Linked DNA regions of Homo sapiens: regions 1 and 3 are each linked to region 2. Evidence: chromatin contacts called from ENCODE Hi-C data. All regions are on one chromosome and are shown on one strand. The core of a region is the stretch at or near the end of the contact, and the rest is flanking DNA. Distances in the headings are between cores, read along the strand shown. Region 1 overlaps CMSS1 (cms1 ribosomal small subunit homolog). Region 2 holds the start of TMEM45A (transmembrane protein 45A). Region 3 overlaps CMSS1 (cms1 ribosomal small subunit homolog).

Region 1 (2,741 bases), core at 238-2,737, 390 kb after region 2:
GCTATTTGGAGAAGGAAGAGTGACAACAGTAAGAAGCATGGGCTTCTAAAAAGGAAACTGATCTTCTGAAATGTCTCCTGGGATTGCATCAGCTTGACCTAGCAGTTGTTTTTCATTTCTACTTTCCAGACCACCTTTGTGTAAGAATTAATGACCTTCCCTCAGCCTATTAACTCAGAATGTCATTAATCTCTAGGAAATACCTTATCAATTCTGCTTAAAGGGTATATGAGAAGTGCTATGTTTTCGGTTAATCTTATAGCCCTTTAACCACCCTGTTCAATGATTACTGAACCTTCCTGGAAGTCCCTTTTGCCCCAGAATTAGTTAACATTTTAATAGCAGTCTTACTTGTAAGCTATGAAATTGTTAGATACGAATTGCAGTTGATTCAAAAGAAATGCCTTCCAGGGAGCCAAACTGAGTTGTGAGAAATATGTGTCTAAAAAGATATTACTAGTCCAAATTCCTATTGCTCATGTCTTTCCTGAGTACTTAACAAACTAAATATTGCCACTCCCAAATCAGTATTAATGGTCAGCTTCAATTATATGTTATTTCAACTTTAAGCTCTGGTAGGAGAATACATTATCTACTAAATCAGCCTTGTCAACAGGCCAGAAAAATCTTTACAGGCATAAATGTTTGTATGCTGTTAGAGGAAAGTATATGAGACTTAAACAATGCTTACTTGTGAACACCCTTTCCAAGACTAGGCTAAGAGAACAATAGCTACACCTAAGTATAGTAAAAGAAACAATCTGTAAATGAAGATTCTTATATACATAAATCATGTCATGAGCAGAAAGTTAAATAAAGGCAGATACTTTTACAGAAAGATTAGAGTTAATGCATAGGTGAGGTTTTGGCTGTTACAGACAGAAGAAACTATAGAGGTAGAAAAACATGGAAGTGAAGAAACAAGGATGGCAATAGCTAGATATTGAGCTAGCTAAGCTGTAAATGGTGATTCTCAGCCAGTTTTGGGGGTAAGGGAAAATAACAGGGGTGACTCTTTTCATCCCTGTTTTTTCTGAGTTTCTCTTGATGAAAGTTTTTCTTGATGAAAGCTAACAAGCTGAGAACATCAGTGCAAATCACCAAAGCAATCGGGTCAAATTCACTGCTACTACTCCTGCAAAACAGGAAAAGGCCCTCAAGCTTAACTTTTAGATTCCTGGGCATGCAAAGCAGGCCTTGGTCAGCCAGATCTGTACTCGGTTCTTCTCTGCCTTGGTCACTGTCCTCTGGGTCTTGGGAACACAGGCCTATGTTCCAAGCCATTGTTCTTTAAACAAAGTTGTGAACTGCTAACAGTTTTATTTAAAAGTTTATAAAATGGTAACCACATTGCTACATCTTTCTGGAGTATCTCAAACAAAGTGTGGGTCACATTTCTTGTGTAAAAAAAAGTGTAGCTCAGAGTTATTGAATAAACAAAGACAACTGATGTAGTTAACGGGCTTTGTGTGACCACAGCTATGTCATCTTGGTCTTGATTCCAGTTTCAGGCAGAGGTCAGGGTGAGCCATCCCACAAAGGGGCCTCCTACCAGTCAGTCCATCTAGATGCTTTGCCTGAGCAAGCTTCTTTGCAGTCCCTACCCTGTAACTTGGCATGACTGGCAATGGGGGTGGGGGTGAGAGAGGGCCACTCTCATTGTAACCTGTGCTCTCCAATCCAAACACACACAGAGAGCAGTTGGCTTCATTTCAGAGAAATGAAAAGTCACCTCTCCTCAGTGGATGGCTAGAAGCCCCAATTTGGTGACATGGCCTCTGGGCCTTTAAGCAAATAAGGTAAGAGGACGCTTCTACTAACTGAAAACCTCTGAGTTAATGCGCCTGATTAAACAAGCTGTCAGGAACCTTGGCAGACCCGTGCTCATGATTCTTATTAATAAGGTTGATATTTACATAAATATCAGCTGTTCATTGATAATGCTGCCAACACACAGGGCATAGACTCTTTTCTTTAGGATAACACAGACAGATTTATCTTAATGCAACAATTTGTTATTTGAACAAACATGTTTATTGCAAGGCCAGTGAAGTGAAACCCAAAGGTTTTCTTGTTTGAATTTCCCAGGGGGCAGTTTGTAATAGCTGCTGGAAGAGACCATTCCATGGCTTCTAATACAGTGCAATGCTGGCAACCAATATTCTCTCCTCCATCTCAACTTTGGCTCTTAACTGCCCACACCTCCTTTTTGCTCAACATGAAGAATGGTTGTTGTTACCTGCCCAATCCGTGCTTCCAACTTGCCTAGAAAAAACCTGATTCAAGTTTTGAGGAATAAACTCCTAAAGACTCTAGATCTTCAGTTACACAAAGGAGCTCACACCTAGAGTGGATTTTGCAAATATTAAAACAGTTATCCCAACACTAGTTTGCTTTCATGCCAGTACTTGTGTGGCAGCCCCCAGTGGGGCCATAATAACCTTCAGAATGGAGCAGCTTTGCCCAACCTCCTGCTGTGCTCAAGACTTCGGGTTCTGCATGTGTGTTTCTGGCTGACTCTTGCTGTCTCATAGCTCTTGCTGCCACTGTGAGCTGCTGCCTTCTCCATGGTCTGAGTGGGCTTCTTTCAAAAAGCTGCTTGGTCTGCTTATGTGGGGAGACTTCAAATCACCAGTTTCCTATTAAAGACTCCTGGCCTACAATCACAGGGTGAACAGGAATATACAAAAGTCAGGGAAGGTATTTCACAAAGACTAGATCTGTGTACCCACAGTCGGTCT
Region 2 (2,730 bases), core at 8-2,507:
TCTGTAATCCCAGCTACTTGGGAGGCTGAGTCAGGAGAATCACTTGAACCCGGGAGGCAGAGGTTCCAGTAAGCCGAGATCGTGCCATTGCACTCCAGCCTTGGCGACAAGAGTGAGACTCTGTCTCAAAAACAAACAAACAAACTACAACAACAACAAAATATATAGCGTATATAGAGTATACTATATAGCATACATAGAGCATATACACCATATAGCATAGTGTATACATAGCATGTATATAGTATATATACCATACTATATAGTGCATATATACTATATAGTATATATATACAATTATAAGTTTATGAACACACAAGTGGTCTGTCACATGTTTGTTTGTTTTTAACAATTATAAAGGAATTCAGGTCTCCCACTATGGATAGGAGAATACCGAAAAGATATATATTTGGCTTGCAACTACCTCCAGATTTAAGTGAAAAATCCAGCAACTACCTGCATAACCCAGGTTTTACGTAATTTATATTAGACATCCTATTAACAGAAGCAAACGTGTTAATTCTGAAAAGATCAGATAATTTTCTCAATCTCCCATCAAAACAGTCCCAGAGTTGGGGATAAAAAACGATTTTGGCTTTACAAATACCCACAGTATTTTCACAGAAAGAAAATAGAGAAATAAATTTATCAATAGATTCAATTTTGGAGTTAGAGGTTTACAACAGAATATCAGTCACATTGCTGCTCCCAGGATATTTAAAACTAGCTCACCAAAAAAAAAAAAAAAAAAAAAAGAATAGCAAACCAAAAAAATTAAATTAAAATGTTAGTGAAACGGAAGAGAAGGGAGCGAAGGGTCCAGTTTGTCGCAGCAAGTGTTACTTTTCTCCCCTTGATGAAGAGAAAGCTGGTGAGAACAGTAAAAAGACACAGGATAGAGATCACGGCAAGAGAAATATGATATCCAGCACGTATCCAAAACTTACCCAACTTGGTCTGTTTACTCAACACTTTATTTTTCCCACTTTGCCAGCTTAAAATCAGACAGCGGCTGGGCTTTTGTTGTTGCTGTTTCTGTTCTTTTGATCCCAGAGCCCCATGAAAATTAAACCGTGTGTTGGATGGGATCTGGCCACGTCTCGCATTGGGTGGGGGGAGGAATTTTTAAACTTGGGTCCCTAGTCGCTTCTTTGGGAAAACGAATAAATAATAAGTGGCGAGAAGGAGAGGACGTGGGGGACGTGCTCGGCTGACGTCGGCCCGCGAGGAGGCCGCACAGCTGTCCAGATGTGCTTCATCTGTTCCCCCCGCGGGGCACGGGCCTCGGCGGCCGCGGCTGGCACAAGCCCCAGCTCATTGGTGGCCGCAGCTCTTCACTTGCTGCCGATTGGCCGGGCGGCCCGCCACTCCGGAGGGCCTCGGGCCCGCCCCTCTCTCAGGCCCGCTGGCTGCATCCTAAGGGAATGTGGAAGTGCAGCGCCGTCGCTGATGTGGCACTCGGCGGCTGCGCGGCCGGGACGGCTCGGGGCAGAGAGGGAGGTTGCCTACTCCCAGGTCTTGCCCCTGCCCCGGCCCTGTTATGCCCCTCCTTTTAGACAGACCGCTTTGTTTAAACAGGATGATTTGTAGCCGTTTGGAGGCTGAAAATAAGGCGGATGATTTGTAGCCGTTTGGGGGCTGAAAATAAGACGCGCCTGGTGCTTGGAGTGGAAGAGGCTGGGGCTCCGGGCTGCCCACGCCCCCAAAGGGCGTTCAGGCCACGCCTTGGGATTCCTCTCTCTTCACTTTCTCCAGGGAGCAAATAATAGGGCCCAAGAGCCTGCTCCCTGGGGACGGTATTCTTTCTTTCGGTGGAGGGAAAACCTTAATGAACCCTTCGTTGAAGTCCTTATTAACCAGAATTGAAGTTGTTCCTGCGGAGATGACCAGGACTGGGTATGAGAGTGGTTTGGCAGACCTGCTTGGTTTTTTGTATTGAGTGATGGTCGTTGTAGGGAACCGAGAAATACTGCTTTGTTGTGTGAGAATTGAGAAAGGACTGCGCCAAACGTTGCTTTGAACTTGGGAAAGCAGTTGGAGGGTTAACCAGTTTTTTGATTAGTGAGTTAGAAGGAGAGGAGGAAAGAAGAGATCTGCAAATCAATTGCCATTATAATTTGTGCATATTGACAGAACCGTTCCCTCATTGAAATATTAAGTGGGCAAGAGCCACACTCACTGGGCTGCACGCCAGGGAAGGCACCAGACCCCGCATTAAACAGTTTTTACCTGCATTATCACATTTAATTCTTACAACTACCTTATAAAATAGATATTAAAATAATCTCCAAGACCCAGCACCTATCCCAGCCTACCACAGATGTCTCCAAACATATGTTTGCAGCACTCCATCATAGATACATAAACTCATCTGCAATTTGCCATCCCTGCAGGGGTCAGAATTTATTATGAGTGTCCAAAGCTTTCACTACAATGATAATGTCTTGTTTGTTGGTGTATTTGTCATCTATTGCTGCGCAACAGATTCCCACAAACTTAGTGCTTTGTACAACACATGTATATCACTGCACAGTTTCTGAAGGTTGGAAGTCCAGGCATGGCCAAACTAGATCCTCTGCTTATGCTCTCACAAGGGTGCAATCAAGGTGTCAGCCGGGCTGCATTGTCATCTGCAGGCTCTACTGGAGAAGAATCATTTCCAAGCTTTCTCAGGTCATTGACAGAATTCATTTCTTTGCAGCTCTAGGACTGACTCCCCAGTTTCTTTCT
Region 3 (2,700 bases), core at 163-2,662, 450 kb after region 2:
ATTACCATGCTCAGTTTCTCCCCTGACACTGTGTGGTGGGTTGTGTCACAATAACTTTGCACCCACAGATATGGCTTCAGGGTGGGCTCTGACTGAGATGGAGTGAGCTCCGTGTCACAGCTTGCCTCGGTTAGCCACAGCTGCAGGGAAGAGCTGGCTCTACTCTTCCTCCTCTTTCCCCAACTCACCCCAAGCAAATGCTTCAAGCAGCTGCCATACTTGAGGGCTGGCAGTGCCGAAGGCTCTGAAGGTCTGGAAAGGGGAGAAATGAGGGGCCTCTGGGACTAAAGCATAACCAAATTAAGGGATAAACAAGTGAGTTAACTTTAAGTCTATTGCTAGTTTTCCTAGTAAAATAAAGACAGTGGAAGGATTTGGTCTGGACCTATCTGTCCCCTTCCCTGAGGGCTGTTCAGCAGAGCTTGGGACCTGGTCATTTGTGGGGCAAACAGGGCCAGAATGCAGGAAGACAATGCAAGCACAAGTGGACTTGGATTGTGGCTGTTTGGCCCCTATATGCCAGCTTGCCTGGGACAGTCCCTTACTACTAATTTAAACCCTTTCACTTTCACAAGCTATGGCCCAGTGTTTCTTAGGAGGGTATATTTACACTATAGGAGGGACAATTCGTTCTTTCATGAGTCTGCTCAACTCACCATAGAAAATTTGCCTACTAAGTGCCAGAAGCTACCTCCATCCTATCATTTTTCGCCCACCCTGTCATTTTGACAACCAAAAATGCCTTCCTTTTTTTTTTCAAATGCCTTCTGGGGAGAGCAGTGAGGCCCAGACGCACAGCCACTGAATGCCCTGTCAGTTAAAAGAGGAAGCAGAGGCTAAGAGAGGTGAAATGATTTGATTGAGGCTATAGCTAGACAGTGGCAGGGGCATTGTTTCTTGACTTCACATACAGTGAGGCTTCCAGAAGGACAAAACTCTACTGTCTCTTGACAGACACCTGCAGTTGAATCACTGTTTGCGGAGGCATAAACTGCAGGGAAAGAATTTACATGTGGTAATACCAGTGTTTTATTTGTGGCCACTTAATCATTCGCAGTCAGTAGCTTTATGACCCTCGCTGGTTTCAGAGGTTATGAATAATAATGGTATTCTTTAAGGAGGACATGATACTTTAGTTTTTTTAAACACATAGAATTTGGAGTTAAGTCATAAAAGCTTTCCAGAAAGGAAGAGGAGAGTTGTCATTAATTTTTAAATGCATGAAGCTTAAAGAGGGATTTACAATAATAGCATCAATAAATATGCTTTGGAAGCACCTTTTCTTCAAGGAATTCAAAACCTTTTTTTCTTCTAAAAATGTTTAAAGATATATTGTTCTCAAAAGAAGAAAATAACAACACTTCCCTCCGATAGTTTTTACTAGTTTCACTTCCTTAAAAGCATTTAATCCTGAAAATAACCCTAGAAAGGTAGGCAGAGAAAGTATTATACCCATTTTACCAACAAGGAAATTTAGGTTAGAAAACTTCAATGGCTAAACATTTAGCAGTTTTGGACCTTCAAAACCTGAGGACAATACCCTTTACATTTTATCTTGAAAACTCAAGTCGGGAGCACTGTTGATAGTCAATTATTATATTTACTTAAATAACAGCCTCTTTCTCCATGATTTAGGAGGAAATATTTTTTCCCTCTACCTAATTACTCATGGTCATTTGTTCTGCCTACCAACAGTAGTCCTGAACCATGGAAAATAGGAAAACTGGGTTACTTGGCCACTCACCACTCACTGAGCACTTACTATCTATTAGGCCCTGGCTGAGGTATTGAAGATACAAAGGCTAATCAGACCTGGCCTTATCAGGTTTGAAGGGTTCAAAACCATCTTGAGAGCATTTTGAGTATTTTTCTCACTTCTGTCAGCGCTGACTTATTTCTATTACCTGGAGCTGAGATGGCCAAGTGGTTGGTTGTGATTTTGCCCAGGCCAGGTCATTCCCTGTAATGACAACAGGACCCCTCTTTTGCTAACCTCTCTCCTCACAAAAACATCAACAACAACCAATTGTAACAACAATCCCAAATCCTGGGGGGAGTTGGGGAATTCTAGATTTATAATCTCTGTATATACAACAAGCTCTAGAGATAAAACTATGATCTACCAGTTAGGCTACTACTAGTAAACTTAAAAAAAAAAAAAGGTTGTTTACTTTCAGTGACAACTTTGAGAAATAGGTGAACAACCTGATACTTTTAACTACATTGCCAAATATAAAAATAATTCTGCAAATTCTGAATTTCCCTTTTTAAGACATGTCTGAGGCATAAGGAGGAGTGGACTATCTAGAATTAGGAATTTTCACAACTCTAAAGAAGTTACTGGATCCAAACGCTGGAATATCCTGGCCCTGATCAGTTTCAAGTATTCAGGATTAGATTCATAGAGTTATCAGTGCCCTGGGAAATTTGATGAGCCTGTTATTGAGAATACAGCTATTTAGCTGTGAAGCCTTGGGGGAAAACCAAGCAGTCATCATGTTACAATTCCTCACTATTCTCTTGCCTCTCCATACCCTTTCCTTAAAAAATAAACAAACAAAGCAAGCATGTGGCAAACATGTTTCCATTTTTCCACCAAGAATGCAGATGTGACAGCTTCTTCCCCTTCCCTTCTCTCATCCACCCCAGCTCCGCCTCCTCCCCCTTCCCCAGTGACCTCATCCCTGCGCAGAAAGGACA

Evidence for each region. Hi-C counts contacts between places; a loop is a spot of excess contacts on that map. Pooled maps may share reads with other maps.
Region 1: a pooled map shows a loop between it and region 2 (3-fold over the local background). The contact joins the enhancer-like site here to the promoter of TMEM45A in region 2. A Hi-C loop is called at or near these places in 2 of 37 single-sample maps with no recorded cell type and 3 of 50 pooled maps.
Region 3: a loop to region 2 is called in a pooled map, with 4 times the contacts of the local background. The contact joins the enhancer-like site here to the promoter of TMEM45A in region 2. A Hi-C loop is called at or near these places in 3 of 37 single-sample maps with no recorded cell type and 4 of 50 pooled maps.

Annotation. Positions count from the first base shown.
Region 1 is chr3:100,103,062-100,105,802 of GRCh38, reverse strand. The region is part of intron 1 of CMSS1 (cms1 ribosomal small subunit homolog); the gene reads right to left. The region is part of intron 1 of FILIP1L (filamin A interacting protein 1 like); the gene reads left to right. Among named protein-coding and RNA genes, the nearest start is that of FILIP1L, 10 kb to the left of the region's middle. Within about 2 kb of position 1,487, at least 8 of the 41 ENCODE cell types and tissues checked have a DNase peak (open chromatin) inside an H3K27ac peak, as active enhancers do.
Region 2 is chr3:100,491,146-100,493,875 of GRCh38, reverse strand. TMEM45A (transmembrane protein 45A) reads right to left here and starts at 1,257. Exons shown (of 6, transcript NM_018004.3): 1 at 948-1,257. RefSeq lists a silencer at 1,240-1,539.
Region 3 is chr3:100,045,888-100,048,587 of GRCh38, reverse strand. All of the region lies in intron 1 of CMSS1 (cms1 ribosomal small subunit homolog), which reads right to left. All of the region lies in intron 1 of FILIP1L (filamin A interacting protein 1 like), which reads left to right. Among named protein-coding and RNA genes, the nearest start is that of FILIP1L, 67 kb to the left of the region's middle. RefSeq lists an enhancer at 740-829. Within about 2 kb of position 1,412, at least 14 of the 41 ENCODE cell types and tissues checked have a DNase peak (open chromatin) inside an H3K27ac peak, as active enhancers do.